Regions from separate parts of the Homo sapiens genome. Here regions 1 and 2 are each linked to region 3. A link is a contact called in ENCODE Hi-C data. All regions are on one chromosome and are shown on one strand. Each heading gives the region's core, a stretch centred on a gene start or an enhancer-like site at or near the end of the contact. The rest is flanking DNA. Distances are from core to core; before and after follow the strand shown. Region 1 holds the start of ODC1 (ornithine decarboxylase 1). Region 2 holds the start of LPIN1 (lipin 1). Region 3 holds the start of EIPR1 (EARP complex and GARP complex interacting protein 1).

Region 1 (4,569 bases), core at 26-2,525, 7.1 Mb before region 3:
GGGCCAGTGCTCTGAGCTCCTCCAACCCCGCCCCCACCCACCCAAGGCTAGATCTAGATCTACCCACTCCTCTCCTTAACTCTTCATCGGCTGTACTCCCACCCTAAGGAGTCGAAATCCCCACCCTAGGGAGAGACATATCCTGTCTGGATTGTCCAAAAGGGAATGAAAGGTAAAAATGAAAAAAAAAAAAAAAAGTGTCCCCAATTCAAGTGCAGTGCCTCCCTGGTGCGGGCATTCCAGCGTGGCCTGGAGTGAGTGGCAGTCCACCTCCAGAGGCGTCCCCTGGGCGCTCCTAGGGACTCGAATTTCCCACGCGGCTTTTTGCTTTATGTATTCACTGTTTAGACGTTTTCGGTCAAAGCATTTTGGGACTTCCGTAACTCTCAGAGCGCGCCAGGGAGCCGCCCTTAAAGATACCTAGTTACTGATGAGTTCCATCCGGTAAAGCAGAGGGTAGTGGGCGGCTTGGAGACTCAGGATCCGGGTCCCCTCACGCTCCTGGCTGAGTCCCTGGCTTCACAGGGGAAACTACCTCCGCAGGCCAGGACCCATCTAGTTACAGGATACCTCGATGTTACAAAGACGAGGCTTCCAGCGCGGGGGCGTGGAGGCGGCTGCCAGCCCTGCCCGCAGCGTGCTGGCGACCCCCGGGACGCCCCTTCCCTCCCGCGCCTCTGCTCCCTAGCTGGTGGGAGCAGAGCGGCACCGGGATCACTTCCAGGTCCCTTGCACCGGAGGAATGGGCGGCAGCAGGGTCCGGAGTCGGCCCGGCGGGGCCCACGTGGCCAGCACATCGGTCCTCCGCTCGCGATTTCCCTTTTCCGCTCTCGGGCACGAGGTACTGAACGCCAGGTGGAAGCACAGCTGTGCAGCTACAGGCTCTGCCGTTCAGCTGCCGCGGGCCGGGGCCGGGGCCTGCGGCGTCGTGCGCGTGCGCGGACCAGTTCCAGGCGGGCGAGACCGCCGCAGGGCGGGGCGGGGCGAGGCGGCCGCAGGGCGGGGAGGGCGGGGAGAGGCGGCCGCAGGGCGGGGAGGGCGGGGCGCGAAGCCGGGGGCGGGGGCCACGCGTGGGGCAGGCGGTGCTCGGCTCGGCTGACGTCGGCCCGCCGGCGCCCCACCAGCTCCGCGCGGGCCCGGGTTGGCCACCGCCGGGCCCCCGCCCCTCCCCCGGCGGTGTCCCGGCCGGAACCGATCGTGGCTGGTTTGAGCTGGTGCGTCTCCATGGCGACCCGCCGGTGCTATAAGTAGGGAGCGGCGTGCCGTGGGGCTTTGTCAGTCCCTCCTGTAGCCGCCGCCGCCGCCGCCCGCCGCCCCTCTGCCAGCAGCTCCGGCGCCACCTCGGGCCGGCGTCTCCGGCGGGCGGGAGCCAGGCGCTGACGGGCGCGGCGGGGGCGGCCGAGCGCTCCTGCGGCTGCGACTCAGGCTCCGGCGTCTGCGCTTCCCCATGGGGCTGGCCTGCGGCGCCTGGGCGCTCTGAGGTGAGGGACTCCCCGGCCGCGGAGGAAGGGAGGGAGCGAGGGCGGGAGCCGGGGCGGGCTGCGGGCCCCGGGCCCCGGGCACGTGTGCGGCGCGCCTCGCCGGCCTGCGGAGACACGTGGTCGCCGAGCGGGCCACGACCTTGAGGCGCCGCTTCCTCCCGGCCCGGGGTTCTCCCGCGGCTGGATAAGGGTGATCCGGGCGCCTCGTTCTGCCCCCGTCTTCACAGCTCGGGGCTGGAGGGGCCTAGGGGAGACCCACCCGGAGACCCTGCGGCCCCGCGCCGGCCTCTTTCCCAACCCTTCGGCGGCCGCGCGCTGGCCGGGGAGCCGTTGGGGAGGCCCTGGCGGCCGCGCAGCAGGTGCAGGGGCGCAGAGCCCGGGCTCGCCTTGGTACAGACGAGCGGGCCCCGGCCTTGGCGCCTTCAGTTTCCTTCCAGTTTTTATTTTCGCTGTGTCTACAGAGCAGATGACACCAATTTGGAAACCCGCGAGAGTGGGTAGAGCTAAGATAGTCTTGCTGTAGTAGCTGTGATATTAGATGCTCGGCCATGACTTAGAGGTGTTTATTTAAGGACTGTGAATGACTCGGTGATTTCGGAAAAGCTTGGCTTAGATGAACGGACATACACAGGGGAGACAGCCCTAAGGTTTGCAGAAAAGGCTGATTGTGCTGTTTGCGAAGTCGAAATAATTGGTGAAAGTGTAGAAGGCAGAACCTCTCAGGAATGTCTGGGGAGGACAAAGAATGTGTTGGCTGACTTTGTTTAAACATAAAATTGGGCAGACTTTAATTGATTTGTGAAATTTTTTTCAAAGTTTGTTTGAATTAGCCCCTATCTCTTCTAACATTATCCTCTTGTGCTAATTGATTGACCATTTTAAATAACTTAGCTGTTACAGAAAGACCGAAAGGTGTTCTTCAGTAAAATATATTCAAGTAAGTTACTTAAGTAACGCCTTAAAAGATACAGAAAAGCAAAAAAGTATTGGCGTATTAAAAAGAAATCAAAACTTTCCAAGTTTAGGCCTGAACATTGCCTTAAAAATATTTAATAAGGCCTCAAATGACCCAGTCCGAGACTGCATGAGCCTATTTATTATTAAATTGTAAATATTCTTCATATAAACAAAAATATATAACCATGTCTGTAACAAAAATGGTTTTGCTAGCGTTGTTACTCTCTTCCCTTCTCCGAGGGGTGATTTAGGCAACTTCGGAGGTTGACAATGCCAAGCAGTCACAATAGATAGAGCTTTAAAGCAAATTCTATGCATGGGTTTGGATTTATGACAGGCCCGTCACCCTGGGCCTGTCATAGTACCCCATGCCAGAGCAAACTGTGTCCCCGAACCATTGCCTGGCCTCTGTGCCCGTAGGCTGCTGGCACTGAAGTGGGTTGCACAGTGGAAAAGAAGAAAGCTCTACCTGGCAGAAATTTTTAAAGGTTAAAATAAATAATTTTAAGAAAGCTGGTTCACAAGGTGCCACATTTGATGAAAGCAAAATACAGTGGCTTTTATTGTTACTAGAGTGATGTTCTTGCTTGTTTTTCTTTTTTGGTGAAGTTAGCCCCAAATTATTCTCATAGCTAAGCAAATACGAGAGTGACTGTAAGGACAGTTGGCATTCCCGGAATTGCTAAACTTGGTAGGCAACGCTGGTTTAAGAATACTGAGTTCTAGCCGGGCGTGGTGGCTCACGCCTGTAATCCCAACACTTTGGGAGGCTGAGGCAGGCGGATCACCTGAGGTCGGGAGTTGGAGACCAGCCTGACTAACATGGAGAAACGCCATCTCCACTAAAAATATAAAATTAGCCAGGCCCCGGGTGTGGTGGCACATGCCGGTAATCCCAGCTACTCGGGAGACTGAGGCAGGAGAATCGCTTGAACCCAGGAGGCGGAGGTTGAGGTGAGCCGAGATCATGCCATTGCACTCCAGCCTGGGCAACAAGAGTAAAACTCTGTCTCAAAAAAAAAAAAAAAAAATACTGAATTCTGATCAGGTAACAGCAACTGTAATACAATGTGATAAGTTGACTTGAAGATTACAGTTTTTAAGAAGTATATACCCAGCTAATACATGAAAATTAACTCGTAAAATCTCAAATGCTCCAGACATTTCCATGATGCCTGTTGGTCAGTAAAAATCATTCTAAGACTTAGTGGAAGTAGGAAATGTTTGTATGGCTGTGTATAAAGGCTATAATGTAATCCCAGCACTTTGGAAGACCGAGGCGGGTGGATCACCTGGGGTCAGGAGTTTGAGACCCACCTGGACAACGTGGTGAAATCCTGTCTCTACTAAAAACACAAAAATTAGCCGGGCATGGTGGCAGGCGCCTGTAATCCCAGCTGCTGGGGAGGCTGAGGCAGGAGAATCGCTTGAACCCGGGAGGCAGAGGTTGCAGTGAGCCAAGATTGCACCGCTGCACTCCAGCCTGGGTGACAGCGTGAGACTCTGTCTCAAAAAAAATAAAAAAGTCTATAATGCTATTTTAAGTTTCTAAGGAACTGAAACTGCTCTGAAATAAATCAGACCATTATAAGACTTTTTTCCATATCAGTGAGCTAAGTGCAGATAAGCTTCTGAAACTTGCATGCTAGATTTTTTTGGTACAAATATTTGAAATGCTTAGTGTGCTGCCTTGGAAAAACCTGGTATTTTTTGTTGTGTCCTTATACTGCCAAGGTTTATGGAATCATGTACCTTATGCCTAGTAATAATTAGGATGACCAGGCCAGTGAGTGGTTCATATCCGGGGCATGATTAGCTCTGCGTGTGCTCAGCCAGTGCCCCATCTTCAACTCGATGTGTTCCTAAGGTAGACAGCAAATTCCCTATTTTATTTCTCAGATTGTCACTGCTGTTCCAAGGGCACACGCAGAGGGATTTGGAATTCCTGGAGAGTTGCCTTTGTGAGAAGCTGGAAATATTTCTTTCAATTCCATCTCTTAGTTTTCCATGTAAGTATTCAGTTTACATTTATGTTGCAGGTTAATCTTAAGAATTGTATTGCTAAGGCTTCTAAGTGAATTTCTCCACTCTATTTGCATTTTGTTGCATTTCAGAGGAACATCAAGAAATC
Region 2 (4,523 bases), core at 759-3,258, 8.4 Mb before region 3:
GCAGAGGCCGGCGTCAGCCAGGACTGTCCCAACCCCACAAAGAGCCCCTCCTCGCTGGCACCCTGTGGCACTTTAAAATCATAACAACCACAATGATTCGTGGACCCCATATTATGTTCCAGGGGCTCTTTTTTATCTCAATTAATTTTTGCAACAATCCTGTGAATGGGTATGATTATCCCTTCATTTTACAGATGGGAAAACTGAGGCTCAGAGGATTGAAGTCTTCTGCCCAAGTTCTACATCTGTGAGTGGTCAGAACAACAACTGCAAAGCCCAGTGCTCTGTGCCGGCCTCGGCGCATCTCAGACCACGGTGGCCTCAGGACCTTCTTCTGAAATATCTTTTCATCTCCTGACCCTCCCCTGCCGTCTGTTCTGGGCCCTTTGTGCAGCTGACCACGCAAAGAGCAGGAGAGCAGGACCCACAGACTTCCTTCTGGCTGGGCCAGGCCAATTGTCCCCACCTAATCCAGGGCAGGCTCCTTCTCAGTCACTTCCAAGGTCCCCCCTACAACCAGGAATCCCTGCGGTCTCTCACCTGAACCCTCGCGTTCTCTCCCACACCACAAGACTCAGCAGGTCCGCCCCTTGTCCCCCTGTGCTTTTCTAAAAGAAAGGAACTGCTGATAAGCGAGACCTGGGTGGGTGAAAGAACTCGCTCAGGGTCCCACAGAGCTCAGGCAGAGCCCAGACCTCCCGACCCGAGTCCAGGGCTATATCCAGGCCTGGCTCCACAGGACCACAGGGCCCCACATGCAAATAGGAATAATAAGCGCCAAAACACACAACCCATGCACAAAAACACTCAATAACAAATGCTGGCAAACGTGAAGTGCTATCAAAGTATATAATCATAAATCCAACTGTTACACCTTTCAACAAGAATCTGGGAGCAAGAAAAGTGTTCATGTGTGGATGTGCTTATTTCTCAAATACTATACATTCCTCAACTGCTTACTTTCATTAATAAGACCCAAATTACGGAACAAAGGATAAACAGTCAATCTCACAATCACTACCCCTAGACCACCATACCACAACACCCCCAATTAAAAAAACGGCTACAAGCTTTGATTTCCCAAAACACTTCTATCCTGTGGGAAACTGCCGGGTTCTAAAACATCTCCAAATTAATACTGCCAGTTGTCTTAGTTGGTTTCCTGCTTGCTGATCAAAAACAGGGTTGACATCTGCTTTCTCCAGCAACTACTGACCACACAAATTACCTACTCTAGCTCCACAGCACTTAAGTTACTCCCAAAACGTTACTTCTCATCCTGCATTTTCCTGGCCTTGCCCATAATAAAATTACGTGCAGGAGCAGCTGACGGAGCTCACTAGGCCTAGCACCTCCTAGGCTGCAAGAAAGGTGCAGAGGCCTCGCAGGGGAGAGCTGTAATATGAGAACCGGGATTCCAACCTGGGCTCAGCCTGCCCTGCCGCCCGGCAACTGTATGACCTTGGGCACAGAGGTCAACCTCCCTGAGCCTCAGTTTCCTCAACTGCAGCGCTGGAATCCTAACTCCGGGGGAAAGAAAGGCTCTCATCCCAGTCCCCGGCGCAAAGCTGGGGATGATCGCGCAGAGCCAGGACGCACCCGCGCTGGCCGGCTGGAGCTAGTCCCCGCGGTTCTGGGACTGCGCGGCAGCCCCCAGTGGCCCCTACGCCGCTCGAGATCAGCCAAGCCGGGCCCACACCGGGCCTCGCGGCGCGTCAGGAAAGCCAGGCCCGAGGGATGCTCGCGAGGCCCTCCCGGCCTCCGGGGCCTGTTTCCCCGCCTCCCTCCCCCGAACCACTTCCCGTAGAGGGCCCCGGGGACGTAGCCCGGCCGTCGGTCCTCGGGCCCCGGGGCCGAGCCCCCGCCTCGCCACGCGTCCTCAGCGCCCCGGCGCCGCGCCCCGCCCCGCCTAACCCGAGGCTGCGGCCCCTGCTCCACAGCGGGAGGCTGGAGGCGGCGGCTACTCACCGAGCGGCGCCGCGCGTGGCCGCCTTTGTATTGCAAACACCCAGCCCGCCGCCGGCTGTCAGCGCAGCTCGCCTTCGGGGGCGGGGCAGGGGCGGGGGCAGAGGGCAGGGGCGGGGCAAGCGGGGCGGTGCGAGGGGGACTCGGGACGCGCTGGTGGCCCGGCTGCTTTCAGGGCCTGCTGGCCGGCCCTGCCCGCTCACCCCTGGCCGCCTATCTTAGCGTTCCTGGGGGTGGGGCCCCTTAGGCCGCCTTTCTGATTTTCCTTTCCAGAGCCAAACTCGTGTGTTTCTTCAACACTCTGACTTGACCTATGCCGATGACTGGGGGAGTGAGGACGGAGGGGTGCAGAGAAAAGGCAGCCAGGTAAAAGTCCAGGTAAACCACCCAGGGCCTGGCCGCGATCACGTCGGTCCTATGGGTCCCGCTTATCACCAGTGGCGGGATCTGAGCCCGTCCTTGACTTTACTGACCCTCGCCCTTCGTTTCTTCCACCTTAAAGGCGCAATCGCGTTGACCTATCGCCATCTCTTCTTAGCTTCTCCACGCCGGGCCACCCCTGTCCTTCATCCTGATGGTGACAGCCTCCACTCCCGCCTCTGCCAAGCGGTGGTCCAGGTGCGGAACGGTGGCTCTGAACAGGAGGGACAGGCAGCTCCCTGCGCCTCTCCAGCCGGGAGGCAGGCAGCGGATAAACAATGAGCCACATAACGTCTGGTGGTGAAATGATTTCCATCAATGGGAGGGTGTCATATTTGAACTGAAACTCTAAATGACAAGAAACACCTATGACTACAAAGATGGGGAGGAGGCAGGGCTTTCTGGAGAGCAGAAATGGCAGGTGCAAAGGTCCTGGGGCCGGTGCTGTGGGCTGGAGGGAAGGCAGGGGCCAAATATTCAGGTCTTGTAGGCCAAGGCAAGGAGTTTAGGTATTATTTAAATGTTATTCCAAACCAATTCTTTTTGAGACAGGGTCCCACTCTGTCACCCAAGCTACAGTGCAGTGGCACAATCTCGGTTCACTGCAGCCTTCACCTTCTGGCCTCAGGCAATCCTCCTGCCTCAGCCTCTCAAGTAGCTGGGACCACAGGTGCATGCCACCACGCCCAGCTAATTTTTCAAACTATTTGTAGAGACCAGGTCTCCCTATGTTGCCCAGGCTGGTCTCAAACTGCTGGGCTCAAGCAGTCTTCCCACCTTGGCTTCCCAAAGTGCTGAGATTACAGGTGTGAACCACCACGCCTGGTCCAAAAAGAATTTTAAACCTGGGAATTATATGATCTAATTTACTTCTTTAAAAAGTCACCCCTCCACTCCATGGAAAATGGACTGCAGGAGTAGAAGCCAGCAGACAGGTGGCACTGCAGGAAACCGGGGGACATGATGGTGGCTCAGATTACAGGGGCTACTCAGCAAGAAGCGGAAGGACTTCAGAGAGATTTGGAGGCAAAACCCACAGGCTTACTGATGAATGGAACCGGTGGAGGTGTGTGATGCGATACTCAAAGGCAAGTCTCAGTGTGGAGATGGAACCGCTGCTCTGCTGAGATGCAGAGGGCCAGGGAGGAGGCCAGCTTAGAAACAGCATCGAATGCGGCAGCTTAGTGAATTGGATAAGCCAGCAAGCTTGAGATAGATGTTTGGGGACAGCTGCTTGGAGAGCTTTGTCCAGGGGCGCGGCTCCCGTCCATCTGGTCAAGTGTGGACACGCTCCCGCTGGGCTTGGGGCAGCTCCTATCTAGGCAGCCTGTCCCATGCTGACATTGCAGACGTGGGAGCTACACAAAGAGAATCTTGCAGTTTGTAGGTGAGCTACCTCCACAGGGGTTTTCTCAGAGACCAGAGTTTCAAGTGCATCACGGCTGCCCAAAACTGCTGAGGTTGCAAGGCCCCAGAAGGAAGCCCTCCTGCACCCTCCCCTCCCACCTCCAGGGAGGAGCTGGCCTGGGAAGAAGTCTACTCTATGTGGAAAGGCTTTCCAGGAAGCCAGTCCAACTTCAGGCCACTTAAGTTTATTTTTTGTGTAAAATAAGTCCATTATTCAAATGTGGAGATGGGAGGTCTGAAAATATAGGACAATTCAACTCAAAGCCCTCATTCTGAAAATGATGAGCTGGGGGGCCCAGCACGGCTAGGGTCAGCTCTGATGAGCAGGGTCTGGCTGGATTCAGAGCAAATTAGGTCCCGCTGCTGCCCAGCCTACCACCTCGGGGAAGGCCAAGGGTTGGGGGGAGCCTTTTGTATAAACAAGCAATGAGAAGAAAACACTCACTAGATCACAGTGCACTCCCAGGCGATAAACGAAACCGGACTTTCCAAAGCCCTGGCGCTTTTGATCAGGCACTGGCTGGAGTCCCCCTGGGAGGGCCCTTGGCTGTGCTATCAGCAACCAGGCCTGACTGAGCAGTGACTCAGCCAGGAGAGCTGAGGCGATCCCCCTGGCCAATCCCAGGACCTAGCTGCACTCGGAAGAGGAGAAGGAACTCCAGGGATGAGTAATCTTGCTCTAGCTGACTGGAGGAGGAAGGAGGGGCTGAGTAATGCCTTAGCAAAGCCAG
Region 3 (4,959 bases), core at 1,736-4,235:
ATAGTAATTATCATTTTAATGATAAAGCAGAGTGGCAACACCCAGTTTAGTAACTGTGAAGAAGATCCCATCAGATATCACAAAATGTAAGAACTGAATGAGTAACACTGTGTAATATTTCATTTGCTTTTCCCCTGTCCCTCTCCCACCCCAATCCCAAGACGGGACTGGCTCATTATCCGCCACTATCTTCTGAATTTGCGAACAGTGACTGAATCCAAAGACACCATATCTTCAAGTAGCCATTAAAAAGTACAAACCGTAGGTCCAAGAAAATTTTTCCTTGGGGCTACACTGTTTCGTAGTGAAGAGTGAAAAAATGACACGTTAAAACACATCTTTGACCCTAACGCTTTCTGTTGAATAAACGCTTTTTCGGTCTTCACAGTAAATATACTCTACAATTAGTATGTGTAGCAACAGCGGACGTTTACACAGTGACTCAAATGCTTTTACACTGCATTGCAGCCTCACAATGCTGAGTTTGGCAGGGCAGGTCATTAGTAACCTCTTTCCGCGGGAGGGTGAATTAAGTCTAAGGGAAGTTAAGGGGCTTGCTGGGGGCCTGGCTGGCACCAAGCCTGGAACTGGGGGTCTCGGGGACGCCTGGGCGCGCGCCAGCGGGTAGTTTCCCACACGCTTCGCAGCAGCTTCCCCTTCCCGCAAACTCCGCGGGCTGCAGAGACGCTTCCAGCCCTCTGCAGACGTGGAGAGCAAGGGCCGCGGCGACGTGGAGCCTGGCACAAGGCCCGCGGAGCACACACGCCCTTGGGTGGCAGGCGACCCCGCGCCCGGACCCCACGCCCACTCTAGCATCGGTCCCAGAGAAGGTCCCTCCGGGCTGAGGCCAAAGCCAGTGTGCTCCCTCCCCGAGGTGGCGCTACACGGTCCCATCCCCTCTGGACTGCCGAGGCCCTGATCCTCACCTGCCACCCGCCCACTGGAGCTGGGCTAAGGGGTCACCTGCGGCCGTGACCAAGGTCCGTGAGGAAGGTGACAGAAGCCGGGAATCGGAGAGGAACTGGCACCCCCGGGGAGCTCTGTACGCCTGCGCGTGCCGGGCCGCGGCGCGCCTAGTTCTGCTCAGGCCCGATGCAGGAACCCGAGGCCCTGCCCCCAGGCCGGAAATGGGGTTCGTTTCCGGTTCGTCTGCTGTGGGCGGGGCCTGGAGCCCTAGGTGTGAACGCGCACAGGCAACCAGGAGCCGGTAGTTGAGGGGAGCGGACCCTGTACTTGGAAATGGGAACGGAGACTCCACTCCACCTAGCCTGATTCTGTCACTCAGAGGCAATAGGCAAGCCTGTGGCAGATGGGGCGGGTGAAAGGGAGTCGCTTAGGCTATTTTTATTGACCAGCATATCCTAGAAATCAGTGTTTCTATGGATTTGTCTTTGTGTTTATCTGTATTTTGTAAGTTTCTTACCATGCACCTGCAGTACTTGTATAATAAAATTAATGATAAAGATATCAGTGATAGATGGGTGGGTTTAATCCCGAAGTATGAAGGCCCTCTTAGCTCCGCAAGTTAATATCGGCAAACAGAGTGGTTGAATAGGATGATTCTCATGTCTGGGCCATTGCTTACTTGATTTCTTTCTTTCTTGTTTTTGCTTACTTGATTTCTTTCTTTTCTTTTCTTTTTTTTTGACCGACTCTGGCTCTGTCGCCCAGGCTGGAGTGCAGTGGCGCGATCTCGGTTCACTGCAACCTCCGCCTCCCGGGTTCAAGCGATTCTCCTGCCTCAGCCTCCCGAGTAGCTGGGATTACAGGCGCGTGCCACCACGCTGGGCTAAGTTTCGTATTTTTAGTAGAGACGGGGTTTCACTGTGTTGGCCAGGCAGGTCTCGAACTGACCTTGTGATCCACCCTCCTCAGCCTCCCAAAATGCTGGGGTTACAAGCGTGAGCCACCGCGCCCGGCCTGCTCATTTGATTTCTCATGTAATCTCTAAAATTTCATACACTCAACAGATACTCATCCAGCCTTAACTCAATACCACGCGCCTTGCCCAACTGAGCAAAACGAGACCCAACCATTTCCGTCACGGAGATCAATAAAGGGTAGAGGGGAAAGCTAATCACAGAAATGGAGGAAAGGTGCGTGGTCCTGGAAGCCCCGGTGGAACCAGGCTAGCGGCGTGGTTCAGCTATGATGTATTTTGGAGTCCTTGCGATGCCATTTCTGCTGGCCCAAGGCCAGGGCAGGCACTTTGAGCAGGATGCGAAAGAGGGGCAGTCTCTCCACCACAAGTCTTTAGTCTTTGGAGACCTCTAGGAACCCCAGGGCCTTCCCTTCCGACTCCCATTCGGAGGCATATGCAGTCCAGGACCACCAGTGGTGCGGTGCCGGCTTTCATAACCCCATCCTTGGTAGTGCTTTCTTTGCCACACAGTGCTGGGCACCTGCAGAAATGCATTAGGCATGGCCCTGACTTAGGGCACCTTGGGCCGAACCTAAGGGAGTCAGCTCAGGTGCCCATCCTGGCTACCCAATGGACCAATGAGCGCTGCGACTGTGTTACTCAACTTTGCAGCGTCTCATCGGTAAAATGGAAGTGTAACAGCTTATTCATAGGGTTGGATGAAGCTCCTTATGGCAGTGCGTGTGAAGCGCTGGCCCAGCGCTCAGGAACGCCAAGTACATACAAATGACAATACATGGCGGCGCCCAACTACGGCGTGAGCGATTCTTAGATGCGATGGCTAGCTAAGGCTAATCGCCGCTTGCTCCCGACGGCCTGCGCTCGGAGCCGGCCTCCACCCACAGCCGGCCTCCGCGGCCCGCTCCGCCCACCAACTTATTTCCTCTGGGCCGGGTTCTCACCTCCAGGAGTCCCCGCGCTGAGAGCCCGGATGTGAGCCCAAGTGGCCATGCGCACAAGCCAGCGCCGCTGCCATTGGTCGCTGGTGAGGAACAGATTGATGACACATCCGAAAAATAGGAAGTGGCCACTACGGAAGCTGTTCTGGGCCAGAAAGACTTCCAGTTTGGAGTCGTTTGCTGCGGGGAGGGAATGAATGGGCGCTGGGAACACGCCCGCGAGGTGGGGACGCGCCGGCCGTAGCGAGGTCCTTAGCGTGTGAGTGGCCGGGGTCGGGTCGCTTCCCCGCAGCATGGAGGACGATGCACCAGTGATCTACGGGCTGGAGTTCCAGGTGGGTCACTGGGAGGGCGGCAGGTGCTGCTCGGCCTGGCTGTTGATAGCATGCGCGGTCCCATGGTGACTTCGGTTTGCAGATCTCCCACCAGCCCTGCAAGGACCCGTGTCTGTTCCCTAGTTCCCATTTTGCAGAGAAGTAAACTGAGGCTTTAGGAGGTTAAACGGTTGTACTGGATAACAGGGTTGGCCACAGCCGGCCTGCCTCCTTCCCCTTCACATCCTGTCCCGAACATGACTTCTGACCTGGAAGTTATCACTCACTTTGGTGGACTCATTTATTTACACGCCCACCTTTTCCTCTAGAATTTGAGTTCCTGAAGGTAGGAACTGTATGTTGTTTAAAATAAAAATGTTTGATTTTGAAACAATTTAAAGTATTTAGAAGAGTTGTAAAAATACATAGAAAGTTCTTCTTTACCCTCCACCCAGCTTCCCTTAATGTTAACACTTTACATAACCATCGTACATTTATCACAGCTTAGAAATTAACATTGGTACACTAATATTCAGTAAACCACAGACTGTCTTCGGATTCAACTGTTTTCACACTAGTTTTTTACCTTGTATTTTCCAGTGCCTTTTCATGACTGTCACATAGTAGGTGTTCAACAAATGACTATGAACCGAATGAGCCCCCAGAGCATAAGCAATGCACATGGTAGTTCAGGACAGCAAGAAAGCTGCCGTGGATAGAGTAAATGCGTCAGGGGGAATGAGGTAGGGGATGAGATGAGCGGGGGAGGAAGATGAGGATTGTGTAGGGCCTGTTAGAGCCCTGTCCTGGTTTTCATCTATTCAAGTAGCTTTTGAGAATGTGTTATGCCTAAAGCACTGAGGGACAGATAGAGAGATAGAAACACAGTTCACTGCCATATGAAATACTTGATACATAATTTTGTGCAGCAGTATGTGTTAAAGATATAAATGATGTCTGCTTTTTTTTTTTTTTTTTGAGATGGAGTCTTGCTCCGTTGCCCAGGCTAGAGTGCAGTGGCGTGACCTCGGCTCACTGCAACCTCCGCCTCCCGGGTTTAAGTGATTCTCCTGCCTCAACCTCCCAAGTAGCTGGGATTACAGGCACCCGCCACCACGCCCGACTAATTTTTGTATTTTTAGTAGATACGGGGTTTCACCATCTTGGCCTGGCTGGTTTTGAACTCCTGACCTTGTGATCTGCCTGCCTCAGCCTCCCAAAGTGTTGGGATTACAGGCGTGAGCCACCGCACCTGGCCAATGTCTGTTTTTAAGTAGGTTACAGTCAGAGAGGCAGCAGTGTTAGTAGAATAACATATGCCACCCAGACACCTAAGTTTTAAATCCTGCCTCTAGCACTTATTAACTATGTGACCTTGGGCCTCGGTTTCCTTGCCAATAAAATATGCATCTCCCTCCCCCCCACCTCATGGCTGTTATGAAATTAAATGAGTTAATACACTTAATTGAATCACGTAGAACAGTGCCTGGTGCATAGTGTGTTCAATAATTGTTGTTCTAATTGTTATAATGAGAGAAAATTCCTTTTTTTTCCTTTGTAGAAATGGGGTTTCGCCATGTTGCCCAGGCTGGTCTCACACTCCTGAGCTCAAGTGATCTGCCCTCCTTGGCCTCCCAAAGTGCTGGGATTATAGTCATGAGCCACCGCACCCTGCCTAAGACAAAATTCTTACAAATAAATTTTATACAGGGCAGCAGTTAAGTGTCCTGTATAATAAACTGTGCTATAGGATTTGACCAGTGGCTATATCACATTCACAAGACTGATAGCTTAACTACCAGTGATTTAGCTCTGGACTATGTGT

The links. Hi-C counts contacts between places; a loop is a spot of excess contacts on that map. Pooled maps may share reads with other maps.
Region 1: a loop to region 3 is called in a map of transverse colon, with 37 times the contacts of the local background. The contact joins the promoter of ODC1 here to the promoter of EIPR1 in region 3. A Hi-C loop is called at or near these places in 2 of 168 maps with a recorded cell type or tissue (naive thymus-derived CD4-positive, alpha-beta T cell and transverse colon) and 8 of 50 pooled maps.
Region 2: a map of B cell shows a loop between it and region 3 (38-fold over the local background). The contact joins the promoter of LPIN1 here to the promoter of EIPR1 in region 3. A Hi-C loop is called at or near these places in 2 of 168 maps with a recorded cell type or tissue (B cell and naive thymus-derived CD4-positive, alpha-beta T cell) and 6 of 50 pooled maps.

What each region holds. Positions count from the first base shown.
Region 1 is chr2:10,445,033-10,449,601 of GRCh38, reverse strand. ODC1 (ornithine decarboxylase 1) reads left to right here and starts at 1,275. Exons shown (of 12, transcript NM_002539.3): 1 at 1,275-1,481; 2 at 4,338-4,447; 3 at 4,553-4,569. It overlaps SNORA80B (small nucleolar RNA, H/ACA box 80B), which reads left to right and starts at 2,753; the gene lies at 2,753-2,888. RefSeq lists silencers at 405-1,884, 3,109-3,338 and an enhancer at 2,005-2,094.
Region 2 is chr2:11,744,117-11,748,639 of GRCh38, reverse strand. It overlaps LPIN1 (lipin 1), which reads right to left and starts at 2,008. Exons shown (of 21, transcript NM_001349206.2): 1 at 1,969-2,008. LOC124907735 (a long non-coding RNA gene) reads left to right here and starts at 3,181. Exons shown (of 2, transcript XR_007086220.1): 1 at 3,181-4,523. RefSeq lists enhancers at 85-756, 3,268-3,841 and a silencer at 1,760-2,329.
Region 3 is chr2:3,375,844-3,380,802 of GRCh38, reverse strand. It overlaps EIPR1 (EARP complex and GARP complex interacting protein 1), which reads left to right and starts at 2,985. Exons shown (of 9, transcript NM_003310.5): 1 at 2,985-3,155. The coding sequence starts at 3,114. TRAPPC12 (trafficking protein particle complex subunit 12) reads right to left here and starts at 1,109. Exons shown (of 12, transcript NM_016030.6): 1 at 927-1,109. RefSeq lists silencers at 1,089-1,138, 2,702-2,761 and enhancers at 1,627-2,143, 2,144-2,660, 2,932-2,981, 3,002-3,181, 3,202-3,481.